5 separate regions of the Mus musculus genome follow, and all the other regions are linked to region 1. Evidence: chromatin loops called from intact Hi-C (ENCODE). Cell type or tissue: left cerebral cortex. All regions are shown on one strand. Region 1 overlaps Src (Rous sarcoma oncogene). Region 2 holds the start of Blcap (bladder cancer associated protein). Region 3 overlaps Ghrh (growth hormone releasing hormone). Region 4 overlaps Rpn2 (ribophorin II). Region 5 holds the start of Manbal (mannosidase, beta A, lysosomal-like).

Evidence for each region. Peaks named below come from ENCODE experiments on the same cell type or tissue, not always from the same donor. Only the 100,000 strongest peaks of a DNase experiment are listed, where the experiment ranks them.
Region 2: a loop joins it to region 1, with 5 times the contacts of the local background. A loop is called at or near these places in 30 of 42 quality-filtered maps.
Region 3: it touches region 1 in a loop (9-fold over the local background); 41 of 42 quality-filtered maps call a loop at or near these places.
Region 4: a loop joins it to region 1, with 5 times the contacts of the local background. A loop is called at or near these places in 14 of 42 quality-filtered maps.
Region 5: a loop joins it to region 1, with 5 times the contacts of the local background. A loop is called at or near these places in 6 of 42 quality-filtered maps.

What each region holds. Positions count from the first base shown.
Region 1 is chr2:157,455,781-157,459,780 of GRCm38, forward strand. It overlaps Src (Rous sarcoma oncogene), which reads left to right. Exons shown (of 15, transcript NM_009271.3): 4 at 1,297-1,551; 5 at 2,754-2,853; 6 at 3,063-3,080. The coding sequence starts at 1,305. Among named protein-coding and RNA genes, the nearest start is that of Src, 33 kb to the left of the region's middle. In left cerebral cortex, CTCF peaks have their summits at 1,852 (motif pointing left) and 2,915 (motif pointing right); DNase peaks (open chromatin) are centred at 1,895 and 2,881; H3K4me3 peaks cover 617 bases; H3K27ac peaks cover 1,456 bases.
Region 2 is chr2:157,565,683-157,569,682 of GRCm38, forward strand. It overlaps Blcap (bladder cancer associated protein), which reads right to left and starts at 679. Exons shown (of 2, transcript NM_016916.3): 1 at 566-679. In left cerebral cortex, a CTCF peak has its summit at 2,481 (motif pointing left); DNase peaks (open chromatin) are centred at 727 and 896; H3K4me3 peaks cover 1,545 bases; H3K27ac peaks cover 1,459 bases.
Region 3 is chr2:157,339,268-157,343,267 of GRCm38, forward strand. The region is part of intron 1 of Ghrh (growth hormone releasing hormone); the gene reads right to left. Among named protein-coding and RNA genes, the nearest start is that of Ghrh, 5.4 kb to the right of the region's middle. In left cerebral cortex, a CTCF peak has its summit at 2,462 (motif pointing right); DNase peaks (open chromatin) are centred at 513, 1,196, 1,923, 2,458 and 1 more place; H3K27ac peaks cover 1,735 bases.
Region 4 is chr2:157,289,924-157,293,923 of GRCm38, forward strand. Rpn2 (ribophorin II) reads left to right here. Exons shown (of 17, transcript NM_019642.4): 4 at 614-789. Among named protein-coding and RNA genes, the nearest start is that of Mroh8, 12 kb to the left of the region's middle. In left cerebral cortex, a CTCF peak has its summit at 2,375 (motif pointing right); a DNase peak (open chromatin) is centred at 2,378.
Region 5 is chr2:157,365,553-157,369,552 of GRCm38, forward strand. Manbal (mannosidase, beta A, lysosomal-like) reads left to right here and starts at 2,042. Exons shown (of 3, transcript NM_026968.3): 1 at 2,042-2,088. In left cerebral cortex, no CTCF peak of the experiment used is centred here; a DNase peak (open chromatin) is centred at 2,058; H3K4me3 peaks cover 1,563 bases; H3K27ac peaks cover 1,256 bases.

The DNA.
Region 1 (4,000 bases):
GGAGAGGGGAGCCCCAGCCCAGCTTCCTGGGTTGGGCACGGATGTGGAAGGTAGCAGGCATCGGGTGGCATGGGGCCTTTCACTTGGTCCCTCTGTGTATCCAGGTCCCTGGACCTCTCAGACTTGCTCCCCCTGCTCATCATTTGGTTGTTTGTTAAGCACCTGCTGTATACCTCACTCCGTGCATACCAGGAGCAATTCATGAATTAAAAGAAGAGGGGGCTACATATAACCAAGGGGGTACAGTAGTTTGGGGGCTCATGAAAGAATTTGAGGACCCCTTCCTAAAGGATGTGACTTGAAGTTTCTCTTCCTTCCTTCCTTCCTTCCTTCCTTCCTTCCTTCCTTCCTTCCTTCCTTCCTTTCTTTCTTTTTCTTTCTTTCTTTCTTTCTTTCTTTCTTTCTTTCTTTCTTCCTTCCTTCCTTCCTCTCTTCCTCTCTTCCTCCCTTCCTCCCTTCCTCCCTTCCTCCCTTCCTCCCTTCCTCCCTCCCTCCCTCCCTCTTTCTTTCTTTCTTTCTTTCTTTCTTTCTTTCTTTCTTTCTTTCTTTCTTTCTTGATTTATATGTAAGTAAGTACACTGTAGCTGTCCTCAGACATCAGGAAAAGGAATCAGGTCTCGTTACAGATGGTTGTGAGCCACCATGTGATTGCTGGAATTTGAACTCAGGACCTCTGGAAAGGCAGTCAGTGCTCTTAACTGCTGAGCCACCTCTCCAGCCCCAGTCCACCTCTTTTCACCATGTGGGTCCTGGGGATTGAACTGAGGTCAGCAGTGTCTGTGACAGGTGCCTTTACCTGTGTAGCCATCTGCCTGACCCAGGAAGTAACTTTGAGCTGACAGCTGAAGGAAACTGAGTTGGGAGGTGAAGCTGTCAGGGAATAGTGTTTGCAAAGGTCCTGTGACCAGGAGGCCTGGCCATCCCTTCTTCAAGCCACCGTACTGTACTGCACCTTCCCCCAGTGTTAGACGACTTGTCAGGCATGGATTCATTCAGCAATCCTTAAATGAGCCCCTCCTATGTGCTGGGGACATAGATATGACTCAAGTGTCCCTGCCTAAGAAAGACTGAAACTGACTTTGGGTCCAGCAGTCAGGACTTTGGACTGGTATGTCTTCTCTCCATAGCTGTGTCCTAAGGTGCCAGCAATTCATTTGACAGGTGTAATGAGACGAGTCCTCCCAGGGTGGCTAGTCCCCTTCTTAGGACCTCAGTTTCCCTATCCGATAAGTGGGTGGGGTGGCTTGTCTCCTCCCAGAGGCTCTCCTCTACCTCGGGGATTTCTGTCGCCCCTAGCCAGGACCATGGGCAGCAACAAGAGCAAGCCCAAGGACGCCAGCCAGCGGCGCCGCAGCCTGGAGCCCTCGGAAAACGTGCACGGGGCAGGGGGCGCCTTCCCGGCCTCACAGACACCGAGCAAGCCCGCCTCCGCCGACGGCCACCGCGGGCCCAGCGCCGCCTTCGTGCCGCCCGCGGCCGAGCCCAAGCTCTTCGGAGGCTTCAACTCCTCGGACACCGTCACCTCCCCGCAGAGGGCGGGGCCTCTGGCAGGTCAGCCCTCCCCCTTGCTGTGTGTCCCTGAGCTGTGGTGCACCCTCTCTGGGTTCTGGGGACTCGGTTTTCCCGAGGCTGCGAATGGGGAAGGATTCGTAAACTGGAAAGCGGGGCTCCTGGCGCTTTCGGGCTCCCAGGTTCAGAGTATATAACGGGTTCTGAAGGAGAGGGTTGTAGGGGAGGGGACCCTGAGGCCCTCAGGGGATGGACCGCCACGGACTAGCTGCCGCCTCCGCCCAGCCTTTGTTCCTGGCTCTGCTGTGCGATGGCCCGAGTGCGCCCCTGCGCCCTCTGCTGGCGCTGTGTGGTGCGGCAGCCCTGCCGCCCAGGAGCTGAGCGGGGTGACTCACGCTCCTGCATGCATGGCTACACACCCACACGTGCAAATCCCACACTCTGACGGAGCCATACTCACGGCTGCACGCCCATGCGTGCAAATCCCACGCTCAGACAGAGCCACACGCATGGCTGCACACCTACACGTACAAATCCCACCCAGACTCAACCATGTTATATGCCCACATTGGGCATGAACCCACACTGAGTGGAGACACCAACAATTCCTAGAGACACCTGGGCCAGAGCACACACAGATACAGGTGTGCATACAACCTCGCCCCCTCAGATGGGCCTGTCTACCATCTTGCATGCAGAATGCAGACACGGGATGTAGGGGTTCCCAGCTCCACATCCCACCACAGGAACTTGGTTGTGGTGAGACCTTTGGACGGGCAGCCCACTTCCCGCCATGCAGCCACACACCCATTCGATCATTTGAGAAGCATTTGTGGAGCCTCGGGCAACCGAGGGTGGGATGCAGGATTCCACGGAGCAGCTGTGGGTGAGGGGAGAATCAGGGGAAGGGTCCTGAAACTTGGACCAGAAACCTCGAGCTGCCAGGCACACACACAGGCAGAGTCCCTTAAGTGTGGGGCTTGGGGCATCTTCTGTGTGCTGCCCCTGAGTGCAGAGCAAGGGAGCCTGATCTCGGGGGGGGGGGGGGACAGGGACGGGGGGGACGGGGACGGGGACGGGACTTCTGCTTGTGTCAATAGACTCATTAGATAAGGAACACCTAGTCTGCAGCCCAGCAGGAAGGCACAGCGTACTTAGCTTCCTCCCAGGGACAGGCTGGTGAGTGAGAACGGCGCCTGACCCAGCCCCTGCAGGGTTCTGACACCTCTCATCCTTCTCTGCAGGTGGGGTGACCACCTTTGTGGCCCTCTATGACTATGAGTCACGGACAGAGACTGACCTGTCCTTCAAGAAAGGGGAGCGGCTGCAGATTGTCAATAACACGTGAGTGGCCTGGCGGGGACTGCACTGGGAGCGTGGGTCTGTCTTACCGAGAGCTGCCGGCAGAGGGCGGTGCAGAGCCTACAGGGCTGCTTCTGCTCTTGGTGGGTGGCGGCCCTCCCTAGACCCCAACCAGTATCCTCCCTTGTCCTGGGCCCTGTCTTCGCACCTCAGCCTCTCCTTCTCTCTGCTTCTCTCTCGCTGGCCCTTAGGAGGAAGGTGGATGTCAGGTGTGTACCGAGGCCAGGTAGAGGGGGATGCTTCGCTGAGGCTGGGGGCTGCTCTCTGCATGTGCTTCCTCCACCGCCCCTGTGTGTTTCCAGCTCTCTCCCCGTCCCTTTAGCTTACCCTGCATCCCACCTGTATGAGCCGACCCTCCATCTTCTCCCCACACCTTCCTGTTAGCTCTCTTCCTCCCTGTTCTGATTTGTGATTCCACATTGGGTGCCAGCTACATGCAGGACCCAGTGTATTCTGTAGGCCAGGGAGGGAGGCAGTGTGGTGGGGAGTGGGTTACACCAGACCAGGTCAGGGGTGGATAGAAGCAGGCCGGGGTCCCTGCAAGATGTCCCCGGGAGAGGGGGCTGTCTCTATCAGACTGCCCATCCAAGGAAGGACAGTGAGCCACAGCAGGTAAGGGCAGCATCCCTGGGAGGGGGGCAGCTGCTGGTTGGAGGTATGTGCTGGGCTGTGGAGGCCTCTCCCTGGAGCAGGTAAGGCTTGGGGACTTTGATTTGAGCTGCTCTGGAGGGTAGAGAGGATCCATCATAAAGTGCCCCAAAGGTCTGGCTAAAGAGGTAGGCTTTCCGTCTCCCTGGGCGTGTCTCGCTGCTCATGCCTCCCGTTCCTCGTGCATGCTACTCCGTTTGCCTGAAATACTTCTCCTGTATCCATCTGGTGAACTCCTATTCAGCCCTCAAGATCCAGGGAGGGGATGCCCGTTGTGTGAGGCAAAAGTGAGCAGGTTCCACGTTCTGCACCGGTCACTGTCATTCATACCCCTCCATCTCGTTATCTCTGATCCCCGGGGGGTGGGGTGGGGACAGCAGCAATGGTGGAGGGGCTGGCTCTATTTTGTGAATGAGGAAACTGAGGCTCAAAGTCAGGAAGGCCCTTGTCCAAGGTCATGTGGCTACCGATAGCAAGCCCA
Region 2 (4,000 bases), 110 kb after region 1:
TGGAGAGGGAACCGGTGTCCAGACTCGACGAAAAGTTGGTGGAAGTGAGAAGCACACGGGACCCGTAGCAGATGGTCACCCTATCACTCCGGACACAAAAGAGAGCGTTCGGGGCCCACTTCTACTTTCTCCCCACACTCCTTCGGATAAGGGTGGGGGAAGAAAAAGAAAAAAAAAGGGGGGGGGGAGAGAAACTGAAGTGGCGAGGAAAGAGTGTCCAGCCTCCCAGAAGCTGAGCCCCTCGCCAAGGTCCGGAACAGAGGAGGTGGTGGTCGCGCCCGCCCCTCCCAGCCCCGTCCCGGGAGCGCGCTGACCTTGGAGGCCAGAGTGACAGCTAAGGAACCCCGGAACCCACCCAAGGGACGGGAAGGGACCACCCCCAAGGCCCAGGTTGGGACGAAAAGGGGAGGTCATCTGACGCCAGACAAGGGTGCGCCCGACCCCGGCCGCGCGGAAAGCCCCGGCGAGAGGCCAAGCGACGCCTAAGGTGACCCCGGAGGGCTAACATGGCGGCGCGGCCGCACCGAGCGCTCTCACCCTGCCCAGGCGGGCGACGCCACGATACCTGCGAGCCCCACCATGGCACTGCCGCCACTGTCGCCGTCGCCGCCGCTGCTTGCCTCCACCTTAGCTCGCCACCAACGCCGCAGGAGCTGGGGAGACGCCCCCTTCGTCTTCTAGTGGAGCGGTCCAAGGACCCCCGGTCCAGAACCGAGCTGTCTTCTGAGAACGCCTGACAAACTGGCTCAAAGCGAGGCTACTCTCAGACACTCTCCCCTCAGTATCCGCCACGAAATGTCCTTTCTGAGTTTTTAGTAGACTTGAATAAAATTATGGGGCGCTAAGGTCTTCAAACCCGTGGAATATTTGGTCAGGCGTATCTTAGGCAGCCCCGAACCTCCGGCCCATGGTCCCCTTCATGCATATGCAGCAGATTGTGATTCTTACTCTTTGAGAGCTCCGCGGGCGAGCGAGGTGTAGTTACGCTGATGAGCGTAACTCCGCAGAATCCTTAGCACCTTGTGATTTGTGTACTTTGGGAAAACTTCTCGTGGCTCAGATCTGGCCCTTCAACCACGGGCTGAGGACGTGCTTCCTCCTTGGTGAGGAAATGGCTTGCCCCAGGCTTGTTAATGTCTAGATGAGTCAGTGTGGTCACTTACTAGCTTATTAGCCACGTTCCTGACCTCATACTGTGCGCAAGCGCAGTGCTAGAGGCTAAGGAGGTACAATTCTACTCCTGACCCCAATTTTCTCAGTCACCAGGGTGAGAGTGAGTGTCGGGGGATAGTGGAGAGACTACCACCCAGTAACCACTTGTAGTCGCACCAGTACATGATTTGTAATTAGGCATCGTGGAAGGCACTAGGAGGCAAAGTAAAGAGAGGAGAAATGAGTGGAATCCTGGTGTCTGGAGTGGGCGAGGGTTGGGGCCGTCTTAGGCATATTGAGTTTGTGCATTGTGTGAGTGAGGGGTCTTGTTCCAGACATGGAGGTGACAACCCTAAGGGTGGAAGGTGAACAAGGAATATGACAGGTACCTTGGTCATGAATTTGAATTTTTGTCTTGAGAGACATGGGAAGCTATGTTCTTCGAGGCAATGAAAAGAAATCTGGGTCTCTCCGAGGCCATTGACTTTCAGGGTTAGAAAACATGAAAGTGAGGTTTGGGACAGGAAGCCAGTTAAGCAACCAGAACATCTTTCCAGACACAAAGTCATGGTGACTCAGACAGGTAGTGACTAAGGGAGCTAGAAGAGATCATATCAAACTGGGTGCGGGAAGCACATACTGAGGCACAGGCATTGACTCCTAAGCTGTGGCTGTAGGGATGAAGAAGAGGTGAAGAGCCCTTGGCCAGGGTGGAAAGGCCCGAAGACAGGCTGCTAGGGGACAATCAGAAGTGGGACAGAGAACTCAGTAGCGGAAATGCCTGGGCACACCGTGGATGGAGAGAGTGGACCTGTATAAGGGCTGGTGGGCCTCCCTCAGCACACGGGTCTTGGTAGTGTCTAGAAGCCAAGGGGATCCAAGGCAGGAAGGAAGGAGGCCAATGGTGATCTAGGGAGGAGCTGGGAAAGGAACTGCAGAAGCGGGGTGCAGCAGACTCTCTTGTCCCTACTGCCACAGGCTGGTCCATGAAGCAGGGGTTCCGTGGAGTGGAGCTGGCTGGTGCTGACTCACGTGGGAGACTTTGGACACCTTGGATTCGGGAATGAGATGGCTCTGTAGCCTGTTCTTCATGTTGCCTCTCTCTCTCTTTCTTTCTTTCTTTCTTTCTTTCTTTCTTTCTTTCTTTCTTTCTTTCTTTCTTAACAGTAAATTACTGCCTTAAAAAGGAGGGGCTGGCGAGATGGCTCAGTGGTTAAAAGCACCGACTGCTCTTCCGAAGGTTCTGAGTTCAAATCCCAGCAACCACATGGTGGCTCACAACCATCTGTAATGAGATCTGATGCCCTCTTCTGGTGCATCTGAAGACAGCTACAGTGTACTTAGATATAATAATAAAAAATAAATCTTAAAAAAAAAAAAAAAAAGGAAATGAGTGGCCGGGCGTGGTGGTGCACACCTTTAATCTCAGCACTCAGGAGGCAGAGGCAGGCAGATTTCTGAGTTTGAGGCCAGCCTAGTCTACAAAGTGTGTTCCAGAACAGCCAGAGCTACACAGAGAAACCCTGTCTCAAAAAACAACAACAAACAACAACAAAAAACAAAAACAAAAAAAAAAAAAAAAAGGAAATGAGTGGCGGATACATGGAATGGCTTGGTGTCTCAGAGGACCTGGGTTTCTTCCAACACTCTGTTATCCTTCAGTTCATGGGCACAAGATGATCCCAGTTCCAGGTGTCACACCTGAGCGGGGATGGGTTGAGACCACAGCGGGTTGGGCTGTGACCCTCATGTTTAATTGCTTATGAGTCCTTTACCTGTACCTGGTTTTCTGTCATCTAACAACAGAAGAAAACAGAGGGCCAGGGAGCTCTTGTTAAATGAATAGCGGTCTGAGCACTGAATGGGGGCAACTCAAATTACTGCCTGAAAACAGAAGAGCTGTTATCGCACTTACAGGATTTTGATAGGTTATTTCTCTGCCGCCAGTGAAATGAGCCAATTCAAGCCAGATTAGAATATTTTGAAGGCAGGTTTATTGGGAAGCTGCTCTCTGGTGAATTCACTGGCCCTAAGGAACGAGGCCGGAAAAGTCCCCATGGGGAGTGGGAGACAGAAGGGAAGGAGAAAGGGACGGAGGGAAAGAGAGAGCTCGAGGGAGCAAAATGTCTGGATTTCTATAGGGAGGAGCCACTGAGGGAAGAGCAGCCCAGCCCCTGGGCTGGAAAGTTCAGGGTTGGGGGCCAGGAGGGGACTGAGGGATGCTGGGAGAACCTGGAGGCCAGGTCTGTTTTGATATGTAAATTATGTACCCTGGTCCTGGGGTGGTCCCAAACCAGTTTTAGCTCAGTTTTCTAGAGCTGGAGTGTAGAGGAGGTGTGTGGGGAGCCTGTGGATGCTGCACCATAGTATGAGGGACTTGAGCAGCATCCTCATATTTGGGCCTTAGAACCAATCCCCTCTGACACACATATTTTATGCATAAATGTAACAAACCACTAAAGCACTACAGATTAATCTGACATATACAGGATGCGGGTTAGAAAGAGCTGGACCCACACCAGTGCAAAAAGCAGGATCCCATTGTCTAGCTCAAGAGTTGATGATACTGAACAGAGGTGATAGCAATCAAATTAGTGGGTTCAGGGGGTCTGGAGGGGAAGGGACCAAGCAAAGACTTGGCTCAGGTCTCAAGGGAAACATTCGATGGTCCTATAAAAAATTAAAAAAAAAAAAAAAAAAAAAGGAAAAGCATATTTTAAAAGACCCTGCTGGGGAATGTTTTCGGTCATTGTGTATTCAGACACTGATTTCTGAATCCAGAGATCTGGTTGCAATCTGGACTTTGGTGTTGTCATTATTATGAAATAGGAATTGAGACTCAGTATGT
Region 3 (4,000 bases), 120 kb before region 1:
GGAGGAAGAAGAGGAGAGGAGGGGGAGAAAGAAGAGGAGGAGGAGGAAGAGGAGGAGGAAGAAAAGGAGGAGGAGGGGGAGAAGGAGGAAGAGGAGGAGAAAGAGGAAGAAGAGGAAGAGAAGGAAGAGGAGGAGGAAGAGGAGAAGGAGGGGGAGGAGGAGTGAGAGGAGGAGGAAGAAGAGGAGGAGAGGGGGGAGGAGGAGGAGGAAGAAGAGGAAGAGGATGAAGAGGGACTGACTAACAAACTGTCCTCCAGACCCAAGTTGTGCCTTTTGCATTCCCTCCAGGGCGAGGGAGCACTACTGCTGGCCAGTTCTTAATCCAGCATTTGTTTCCTTCTCTTACAAACTCTTACTAAACATCTAATTAGCCCCCACCACCCCCAGGCTGCAGCGCTCTTTGCACTAGTGATCCTGAGCGCCAAGGTCTCATTTCCGCCATTTGGGAATGTCTGGGTCTCTGTCCTCTGAGCTGGATTTGGGCCTTGAGAAATAAGGAGACCCAGCATCAGAGGGCTGTGAGAAGCAGAAGCTTCAATTCCAAAAACACACAAAAGCGCTCAAGAATTGCAGGGAGAAGGAAAGGTCACTTTAACCAGGAAGCACTTCTTCAGCTGGGAAAGGAGGCGGCCAGTGAGTTCCTATGAAACCACGCTCTGCCCCACGAGGGAATCTGGACAGGGCACTTCATCCTTCTGCACCCCAGTTACTGCGTTTGCAAGGTGGGGTCATGACACCTGCCTCCCCGGTAAGGAAGTGGAGACAGGCTGTGTCTTAGCAACAATTTCCAGCCAGTCCTGAGCTCAGAAAGCCAAGCGGAATGGTTAGGGAAGCTGGAAGCCATCTTACTAACAGGCTTTATTTGTTGACAAGCCTACTAAAATGGGGTGAGAAAGCCAGAGTCTCAAGAATAAAAATCCAGCCTCCACCTCCGATTCCCACCACCCCGCTCTGGCTGGCTGGCCTCGCTCAGCACTGGCTCCTTCCCAAGATGTGTTTTTAACCCGACCTTAATTAGTGATTGTGTTGGTGTCTAGGGGCTTGAGCTGAAACAAAAAAGAAAGCACCCCAGAGAGAGGTGGATTCTAGAAGTCCCCCCAAAGGCTGGGGCAGCGGTGGACAGGCTGAGAGGGAGACAGGCCGCACATTTGTGTTGCAAATTTCCAGTGTGAGAGCCAGCCATTCAAAGAGGTGGCTGCTGCAGGCTGGGCAGGCAGTGGGGAGGGAGAGCCCATGAACAAAGGGGGCCTATCTGTGGGCCTCAGACCCCACTTTGTGTGAACGATGGAAGCATTCCCAGCCTGCCCCAGAGCACTGTGCAGGAGATGGAGAAGTCCCAGACCCTGGACTTCCCGGTTCCCTTGACTCTCTTGCCCTTCTGGGTCTGTTTATGGAGTCCTCAGTAGCAAGGGTCACGTGGATGTACATGTGTGTTATGTCAGAGCCAGGCCACCAGTGTTGGCTACTGTAGCCTTTCTGGGTGGCCCCAGACAAGTCACTTGATTTCTCTGAGCCTTGGTTTCTTTTTCTGTAAACTGGCCTGGTTGGTCCTCTCTCCTAGTCTGTATGGTTCCTCCAGAAAAGGCGCATTGGCTGGGTGGTAATGCTGAAGCCCCCCCCCTTTTAAAAAACAAAAAACAAAAACAAACAAACAAAAAAAACCAGCCTGTATCCAAGGAGGTCTCCAATGAAGAGGCAAAGTCAAGACTTGCCTATCCAAGCTGGTCTCTAATCCCAGCATCCTCCATCCCGGTAGATGGAGGTAGAAGGACCACAAGGTCAAGGAGGGTTCAAGGCCGGCCTAGGTAATTTTCAAAATAAAAATTTTAAAGGGGACTGGAATTGTAGCTCAGCGATGCACAGTTGTCTCTGTGTAACACCTCCGGGTTACTCGAAAGTGCTGCCCCCTTATGTAACAGTTCTAGTAAATTCTTCTTGCTTAGAATATCTCACTGTGGCAGGGGAACTATGAGCTATAAATGTATACCGGGCTGGCTATAGGGTGAATAGAGTTAATCCAAGCCTCATGCTACAAGGCTACTGTCCCTACATGGGGCCTGTCTCTACATCTCCTTGGCCTGTCTCTCCAAGAAACATTCTCCCAGCCTGGGGTGGGATCTCCCCTGGGGTTGGATGATTTTATAGTGTGTGTGTGTGTGTGTGTGTGTGTGTGTGTGTGTGTGTGTGTGTGTGTGCAGGGGTGGGGTGTGTGGCGGGGCGCTTTCTTTCTCTAAGCCCCTCCAGATGCTGGGGACCAAAGCTGATCCGGGTCCGAATAGCAGGTGTGTTGGTGAGGAGGGGGAGTTGGTAAGAGAGCACAATCTCAGGCTCACCAGAAATGAGCTCAAATGGGTCGTTTTTGTTCTAGGACACTAAGACATCAGACATTAGATGGTTTCCCTAAAAGCCCTGGGAGTCTTCCCGGAGAGAAGGGTCATAGCCTCAGGCAGCCAGAAGGTGGCGCTGTTCTCCAGTCTTTGGTGGTGTCAGGCTTTGTTTCAATGTCAGAAGCCCCCTTGTGTGGGGCTTTGTTCCCTATGAAATCCCATTAACAAAGCAGGTTCTGATCAGATCTGCCATCCTTCACTCTGCCACCCAAGCCCCTTCATCTTCCTCTTCCCAGTTCATACCCAAGCTTTTAGCTGTGTTTCCATTTAGGGGAACATCCTGGCTCAAGCCCTGCCTCAGGACCAGGGTATATCACCCAGGTCTCTCAGCACACCTCAGGACCAAGAACATGTGTCAGTCAGTAAGGAGGGAGCTTCTAATGGGATCTCCTCCGAAGTCTCAGGGTTAGCATGTCTTAGCGACAATCGGTTCTGCGGTAGAGAAGTGGACGTTCTTATTATTTTCCCCATCATAGGCAAACCCCAAAGTCCTGTCTGAATCCAGTTCTCAGTTTTCCATGACATAAAAACGTCAGGGCTCTAATATGGCTTCATTTCCGCTCCGTGGTTCCACTTCAGTTAAAGGACCTAGTAGCCTAGCACCAGCAACCAGAAGCAAGATGTCTGAGTTCTTCTTCCAACCCCACTTTCACCCACTCCCAGTCATTTAGCCCAAGATCAGCCCTGCCACACCCAGCCCCACTCCCACCTGGCTCCCTGGTAGCTCTGCTACTAAACTCCAGAAGCCAGAATTCATGGCTAGGACTCAGCCTGAAGCTCTAGCCCTGTCACCTGGGGCCAGCAATTCCCTGTCATTTACTGAATCCCAGTTGTCCTGAACTACAGCCCAGCTGGTGATATCCATCCATGCATGACTTCACCACTCAGCAGCCGTCAGGATTAGGAACACCTAGGGCTCCCACTGCAGGACCGAAAAAGCTGAACCTCGGAGAAGCAGAATGCTATGTCTAGTCTCACACAGACAGTAAGTAGGGGCCTGAGTCAAACAAGTATTTGCCTTTCATTCCAGAACACTGTAACCACCCTGGCCCAGCTACAGCACCCTGAGGCAAATATCCTCCAGCCCTACAACAGATAGCAGATTTCCCATGGAGTAGAGCCAGTGGATGTCTCTGTAGATCCTGTCAGGTAGAGTTCTCAATGTGATAAGATTAACACTTTCCCGTGGTTTGTGACAGGGGTACTGTGAGGGAAGATGGCTCTGTGCATTTCACATGCATTCATCACACAAGTTTTCCCTGACCTCCGTATATATAATGCTGCTTGGTGCGCGTGCGTGCGCGCACACACACACATAAATAAATAAATAAATAAATAAATAAATAAATAAATAAATAGCTAGCTTTTGATTAACACCAGAACCTTTCAGATGTGGTAACTTCATGAAGCCCGGAGCCCACAGAGCCAGGCTCTGACCCAGTTTACAGCTCTCTCAGATGGATCTCTTATAGACAAGCATTCCAGAATGCTAAACAATAAGAAGGCATTCGCTAGTTGATTTGCGCATCTCATCGTCCCTTTGAGCTTCCATCTGTCCTTTTGTATCTTCCCATCAGACAATACCCTCTGGTGCTTGGTGGTCAGGAACCAGG
Region 4 (4,000 bases), 170 kb before region 1:
TCGATCATTCAGTCGATGTAGATTACTTTAAGTGGACAAGCAGCGTGTTGTTATCCTTTGGGAGATTTCTGTTGCTGTGATGAAACGGCATGACCCAAAGCACCTTGGAGTGGGAGGGGGTTGGGGACGGTTATTTGGCTTACACTTCCACGTCACAGTTCATCATCGAGAGTAGTCAGTGCGGGAACTCTAGGCCGGAACTGGGGAAGAGGCAGTAGAGGATAGCTGTTCACCTGCTTGTTCCTCGTGGCCTGCTCAGCCTGCTCACTCATATGCCCCAGGACCGGCTGCCCAGAGGAGGCACCACCCACAAGGGCTGGGCCCTCCCACATCAATTTCTAATCAAGAAAATGGTCTATGGACTTGACTATAGATATAGGCCAGTCGTAGTGAGGCATTTCCTCAGTTGGGGTTCTGTCTTCTCAGGTAACTCTATAGCTTGTGTCAAGTTGACAAAACCCACTCAGAGCAGAGGTGGTGTTGACATTATGAACACTTGACTCTGGGTGCTGCGTGGACGTAGCCTTGGCAGCTGTGTTCTTACCACGGTCGGTATGCCTTTCACAAACTGCTGGAACCTCTTCTAACTCTGTGTCCGCCATTCCTTTCCTAGATATCTGTTTCAAATGAGACCAAAGAGCTCCTGCTGGCAGCAGTGAGTGAAGACTCCCCCATTGCCCAGATCTACCATGCAGTTGCAGCACTCAGCGGGTTTGGGCTTCCCTTGGCATCCAATGAAGCCCTCGGTGCCCTTACCGCTCGCCTCGGCAAGGAAGAGACTGTGCTAGCGTAAGTTGTCGCTTTGAAGACTTTTTGAGGTTTGTTTGTGTTGGTTACTGACCTGAGAATGCTTTTTCATTTCTGCAGTGCACATTTCTAGACATCTGCTGTGAGCCAGGTGCTCTGCTAGATGTGCAGACACTGTTGTGATTGTGGGGTAGGGGGTCAAGGGGCTGGGGCTGTATTTGCAAGTGGAGGCCAGAGGTTAACAGCAGGTATCTTCCTCAGTCACTTTCCACCTTGGGTTTTGTTTTGTTTTTCTAATTTTAGGTAGGGTTTCACTATTTATACCTGGCTATCCTAGAACTCCCTGTGCAGTCCCGGCTGACCTTGAACTCACAGAGATCTACCTGTCTCTGCCTCCCAAGTGCTGGAATTACAGGCATGTGCATTCTACCTTGTTTTTTGAGACAAGCTAGCTAATGAGCTCCAGGGGTCTTTCTGCTAGTGCTGGGGTTACAGACACACTGCCTTCTCCATCTTTTCCATGGGTGCTAGGAGTCTGAACTCACCACGCCTGCATGGCAGACACGGACCAACTGAGTCGTCTCCCCAGTCCCAGGGACTGGCACTTGAATTAAGGCAGCAAGGTCCAGTCCTTGACCTTGTGGAATTCACATAGACATATCTGTTCATAAGGTGTTCAGGCAGAGGCCAAGGACTGAGGCAGTGTAAGCCCACCATCCCACATAGACAGGAGGCTGGAGCAAGGACAGTGAGGGCTGTGAGCTGCATGCAGTTTGTGGAGAGGTTAGGCCAGGTTTGCTGCAGTGTTGGCACTAGGGTTCTGTGGAGAACAGGCTCTTACTGGCTTCTTGGGTGCTGTGAGAAGCTGCATCTATTGTGGGCACATGGTGGGTTCTCAGGGGATAATATATTCTGCAAATCTGACTCTGGTCCTCTGCAAAAGGCATAGGTGATAAAATGATTTACCCCACACATGAGAGTGTGTATGCCTGTGTGTCAGATGCTCTTGAGGGCATGGATATGGAGAGCAGAGGTGAATCGAGGTATTGTTCCTCAGGAGCAGTCCATGTGTTTGTTTGTTACTGTTGGTTTTGCAAGACGGGGTTTCTCTGTGTAGCCCTTGCTCTCCTAGAACTCACTTTGTTCCTTCCGGTTCTTGGCCTGTTTTGAGTTCCTGGCCTGATCTCCTTTGATGATGAATTATGATAAGGAAGTATAAGCCAGATAACCACCCCCTCCCCCCCCAGTTGCTTTTGTTCATAGCAGGTTGATGGTACCAACTCCTCCTTTCAGAACGTTGGGATTAGGGACTGGAAGTGGTGAACAAAGGTAAAACACTTAGTTTGCAAGACCCAGTACCATAAAAACCAACCCAAAAGGCCCAGTACCATAGAAACTAACCCAAAAGGCCTTGTAGGAGCGGCTGAACTCTCAGGGGGCTTCTCTCCTTACATTGTGACTCTTCTGTTTTCTGACTTGTCATCTTAATAGAATTAGCTTTCCATGGTGGGAATCTAAATTGTTATGCTCTCAACACAAGAAGACAGATTCTTGCTCTACATTCCCTGACACTTAAAAACACAGGGGCTCAGGCATCAGTGCTGAAGTTGCAGACCGTTTGACCACCAGGGGGCCTCAGCTGCCCACATTTTACCTAGGGAACTGGTTATGTTCTCCGTCCAGACAGTCTGCATGCAGAAAAAAATAATAACTAATTAAAAAATGACATGAGTACATGAGTATAGCCACATTCCACCTTAAAATGTTTTCTTGTTATTGTTATTTAGGGGTGTGTGTGTGTGTGTGTGTGTGTGTGGAGGGAGAGGAATGCGCCCTGTGACACACATGTAGAAATCAGGGGACAACTTTTTTTTCCTTTTTTTTTGGAGACAGTATATAGTCCTAGCTGTCCTGGACCTCGATATGTAGCCCAGGATGGCCTTGAATCACAGACATCTACCTGCCTCTGCCTCCTGAGGGCTGTGATTAAAGATTAGTGTACCAACATACCCAACAAAATGTTTTTCTTATAGAATAATACTTTTTAAAAAATGTTCCTCCTCCTCCTCCTCTTCCTCCTCCTCTTCTTCTTCTTCATTTGATTTTATGTGTGAGTGCACAGGCACTGTTGATGTACATTAGAAGAGGGCATCAGATCCCATTACAGATGGTTAGGAGCCACTGGGAAGTGAACTCAGAACCTCTAGAAGAACAGTCGGTGCTCTGTTGAACCGTCTCTCTAGCCCCTAGAATGTCCTCTTAGTAAAAATATGTGAGTAAAAAATGAAGAATGAACCGGGCAATGGTGGTGTACGCCTTTAATCCCAGGACGTGGGAGGCAGAGGCAGGCGGATTTCTGAGTTAAAGGCTAGCCTGGTCTACAGAGTGAGTTCCAGGACAGCCAGGGCTACACAGAGAAACCCTGTCTCGGAAATCAAAAAACTACAACAATGAAGGGCTGATATGTGCCACAGTATGGATGAGCCTCAAAAGCCAAAGATAAAAGGTCACATAGTAGGGGCTCTGTCCCAGTGGTAGGATGCTTGCTTGGGATGCCCCAGAGCCAGAAACTGATGCTCAGCACTATCCCAACAAGATGACTACTATGCGACTTTATTTACAAGACTATCCAGAACAAACAAGTGTGTAGAATTGTGTTGCTGGGAGATGGCTGAGGTAGACACCATGGAGAGGAACTGCTTAAGTTCCTTAGTTCCAAATAGAGTCCTGCTCAGGAACTCAGGGAAATGTTCTTACATGAACAGGGATGGTGGTTGGACGTTATGACTTTAGTAAGTAGCTCTGAATTCACTTTCTTTTGAATTTTGGAGAGTAAGGAGCTCGATATACAGCTCGGTTGATAGGATACTGTTGGAGGACTGCAGTGGGTAGAATGCTTCCACAGCATGCTTAAGGTCCTGGATTTTAATTCCCAGTACTACATAAACCAGGTAATGGTATCCATCTGTGATCCCAGGACTCAGGAAGTGAGGCAGGGGGACCAGGAATTCAAGGTCATCGTCAGCAAGTTTGAGGCCACCTCCGAAAATACAACAATGAAGTTTTAAAAATTGAGTAAAGACTGATACATGTAGGTAGTATAGAGTCATTGCTCATAAGAATTAAGTATGTATTATACATGTATTCTCATACAGAGAACACTAAATACATGTTAGAAGAACATGAGACTAGGTGAAGACTAAATCTGTGCCCTTCTATCCTGCACCTACAGCCCTTGCGTCAGGATGCTGGG
Region 5 (4,000 bases), 90 kb before region 1:
CTGAGGAGTCCCTGTCCCAACTCAGCCCCAGCACTAAGACCCATCACAGTTTCTATCCTAGACCCGTGGAAGAAGGGGAGGGGCTTAGGGAGCCCTATTCTCTTGAACACCGTCCATAAGGTTCACTGCAACCCCTTCCCCCACAAAAATCCTGCCTCCAAATAGAATCACATTCTGGAACAGTAGAGGTTAAGTTCTGATATATCTTTGAATAGAGGGTAAAGAATTCATAAAACATCTTTTTTTTTTCTGGGTGTGGTTGCTCACACCTTTAATCTCAGCATTAGGGAGACAGAGGTAGACGTATCTCTGTGAGTTCAAAGCTAACCTGGTCTATATATCTATATAGAGAGTTCCAGGCCAGCTAGGATGACACTGTGAGACCCTGTCTCAAAAATAAAAAACGCTCAAGCAAAAATGACTGTCTTTATCTATCCATACATATTGGGCACTTTTAGGGCAAGTCCTGTATTAAATATTTGTTCTCTCCAGACCATATATATGTGTGTGTGTGTGTGTGTGTGTGTGTGTGTGTGTGTATGTATATATAATATAACATAACATATATAATATATATAATGTTTTGTCTGCATGTATGTATTTGTATCACATGTGTGCTTGGTACACAGAGACCAGAAGAAAGCTTCTGGTTTCCTGACATTGGTGTTATAAAGGATTTTGTGCCATTATGTGGGTGCTAGGAACCAAGCCCAGGTTCTTTTGGAAGAGCAGCAGACACACTTAACCACTGAGCCTCTCTCCAGTCCCTAGTTACTCGTTTGTTGCTGTTAGGCTCCGATAGAAGAAACTTTGCAAGTTTGTTTTGGCTTGGGTTGTCGATGACCGTCTATGTCTACCATTGGGAGGACCTCACAGCAGCAGGAGTTTGGAGCAGCACGCTTGAGGATTCTGCCTCAGAAGTAGAAAAGAAAAAGGAAAAAACAAAAACAAAAAACCAAACAACCCAAAATCCATCTACACAATTGATTTTGAGGCTGGGCATGGCTCAGTGAGTGAGAGTGCTTATTGACTAAACATGAAGGTCTCAAAGACCCAAAGTAAAAAGCCAGGCATGGTCACTCATACATCTTTAACGCCAGTCCAAGGCAGAGGAGAGGAGAGGATGGATACGGGATCCCTGCGGCTTTCCCTATCTCAAGGGAATAAGGTGGACTATAATAGAGCAAGACACGTGATATACTCTGGCCTCAGCAGCCATAGGTACATGCATGTGAGTGCATATGCCACACCCGTACCCACACCAATACCCACCCGTGGCACACATAATTAAAGGATTTAGGGGTCAGGGCCACATCAGCTGACCTAGAGATAGTTTATCTGGCTGCCAAGCTGAGTTCGTTGGCTGGAGGCTTGATAACTGCCCACGTGAATCTCACTCTGCGGGACTTCCCAGGAATGATCAAGAGCGAGGAAAGAGGAAGTCACAATGTTTTTCTGTCTTAATCTCGGAACTCAAGCTCAGTATTTCCCCAAAATTCTATGGGTCACATTGGTCAGCGTGGGAGACTGTGAAGGCTTGACTATCAGGCACCAATCACATCACTGCCCATTAAACTCCATTCCTAACTGGTCTGCCGCACTTATTTCAATGCTGATTTTTGCCTTCCAAACATTTATCGCATTAAGGATTCCCTATCTATTATGTGACTTACTGACTATAAACTCCATGGAAGCAGAGATGTTCACTGGTCTCTTTTTAATTTATTATGGTGATTTGTTTTTGTCTGAATTATAGCATGGTAATGTTTGTCCTACCCCTTATATTGTAGATTTCTGGCTCAGACTTAGAACTGAGTTCTAAACTGGGGGGAGACCGGCTGTAATCAGGAGAATTGCCCCCAGTTCGAGGCCAGTCAGAGCTACACTGTTGAGACCCTGTCTCAAATCAAATAAAAAATTCATTAAAGCTTCAACCTTCGGTGTCTAATTAGGGGAGAGCAGGAGGAAGACGGCGAGGAAGCGGTGGACCTGGTAAAACCCGCTGAGCGGAATCTGCTGCTGCTCCCAGCACATCGCTTCCGGGTCACGAGGGATCACTTCCGGTGCGGCGGCGCGGCGTTCCGGGAGGTAAGTATTGAGGCTCGGATAACCCGGCCGAGGCTTCCCGGCGGGCGGGATCGGGGCGGCGTTGCGGGTTACAGCGGCTTCCGGGGTTGCGGAGGGCAGTTATCTGTAAAGGCAGTCTGCGTTCCGAGGAGACTGGGGCCCTCGCGAGGGTTGTGCAGGGCCAGGGCCCAGCCTGCCCTGCGCCGGGACCAGCCGGGGCTTGGCTTGTCGGGTGTGCCCTGGATGGCTGTGTTACCTCGGGCATCTCGATCTTCCTCTCCCGGTCACTTTCCTTCCCCGCAGAAGGCTCCCTTGGGCCTGTGCGGAGGATGCGAAGGCCGGGAGCGTATCAGTGCTTAGTTGCAGTGTGTGCTTGAGAGAAAACTGCCAGAGAAAGGGATGGGGAATGCGATAGCCTCCCCGGTGTCTGCGGTTCCAGTGACCTGACACCTGGAAATAGAAAGTGGAAGACTCCAGAAACAAACCGCGCATGGCTTTGAATTTGTGTGTTTTGAGTAGCTCAGTAGTGGAGACTCACCCAGCGTGCTTGAGTCCCATGTTCAGACCCCAGAACTGTTCTTCCCGGCCCTAAGATAGTAGCACGATGAAGTTTTACCTCTTCCTGCTTTACACGTAGGTCATCGTCTTGCTTGGCGTATCCCTCTGTATACGCTACCCCCTCATTAGTCACGTAGGACAGCTGCCTGTGTAACCCTCATATCAGCACAAGAGTAGTAATGATAGCCTTTGGGGTTTGCTGAAAAAGGTGCTATTTTAAACAGCCTTTTTTTTTTTTTTAAAGGAAGATTCTTAGGCTAAAGTTGCTAAGCTATTTGGTGAGAACAAAATTTTTGTTGTTTTTCCAAGACAGGGTTTCTCTGTGCAGCCCTGGCCATCCTGGAGGAGCTCTGTGGGTTGGAGGCTAGCCTGGTCTACAGAATAAGTTCCAAGTCAACCAAAGCTACACAGAGAAACCCTGTCTCGAAAAAAAAAAAATCAAAATTAAAAATCAGAGCTGGTGATATGGCTGAGTTGGAAGAGGGCTTACCCAGCGTGTAAAAGCCTTGGTTTTTATCCCTTGCATCCTAAGTCTGGGGGTGGGGCAGAGCATGCCTATACTGTTCTGGGCTGCATAGCAAATTTGAGGGCTCCATGGGAACTTTGCTGAAACATCAATAAGTGGTAGTTTTGTTTTTGAACCTCACATTGCCAAGGTTACAGCCATAGTGTGTAGTAAATGTTTACTTAGTTAGGATAGAGATGGCATCGAATTTGTGAGTAGAAACGGACAAAGACTGCCTTACGCTATGTGAAGGCTTCAGCCAGGCCTCCCCTGAAACAAGAGCACAAAGCCACTTCCTGGGAATAAGGGATGGTCACACAGGTTAGGGATGGATTCGTTCTGAAACCAAAATCTCCATAGCGGACGTCACTGCCAGTGTGGAGGTCTCTGCTATAGTCCCAGCAGAAGAACACATGAAGGCAGTTTTGAAGTGCCAGCAAGTGGGGAATTGGAAGGCATGTGATGATGCAGCGCCAGCAGTGTGGACGTCATCAAATGTTGCCAGTGTGTTTCAAATTCTATGTGCCCCAAAGGACACCATTATTAACTATGATACTGGGATGGAACAGAGCATTAAAGCCACCCATGTGATCCCTTAAGGACCATATTCCCTGCAATCATTATTGATAGAATTAATAACTTCAGATTAATATGCCATTAAAATATTTCTTTATTTTTAGACAGGGTTTCAGTTTTGGCTGGCCTGGAATTCAGCATACAGACCAGACTGGTTTAGAACTCAAAGAGATCTGTCTGTCTCCCTAGTGTTGGGATAGAAACTGTATTCTGTCCCAAGCAACTGCAGCGTCTTCTTGAAAGGTTTTATTAACTGAAGTTTTTAGGGTAAAAGACTTGGCTCTGACAGTGCCA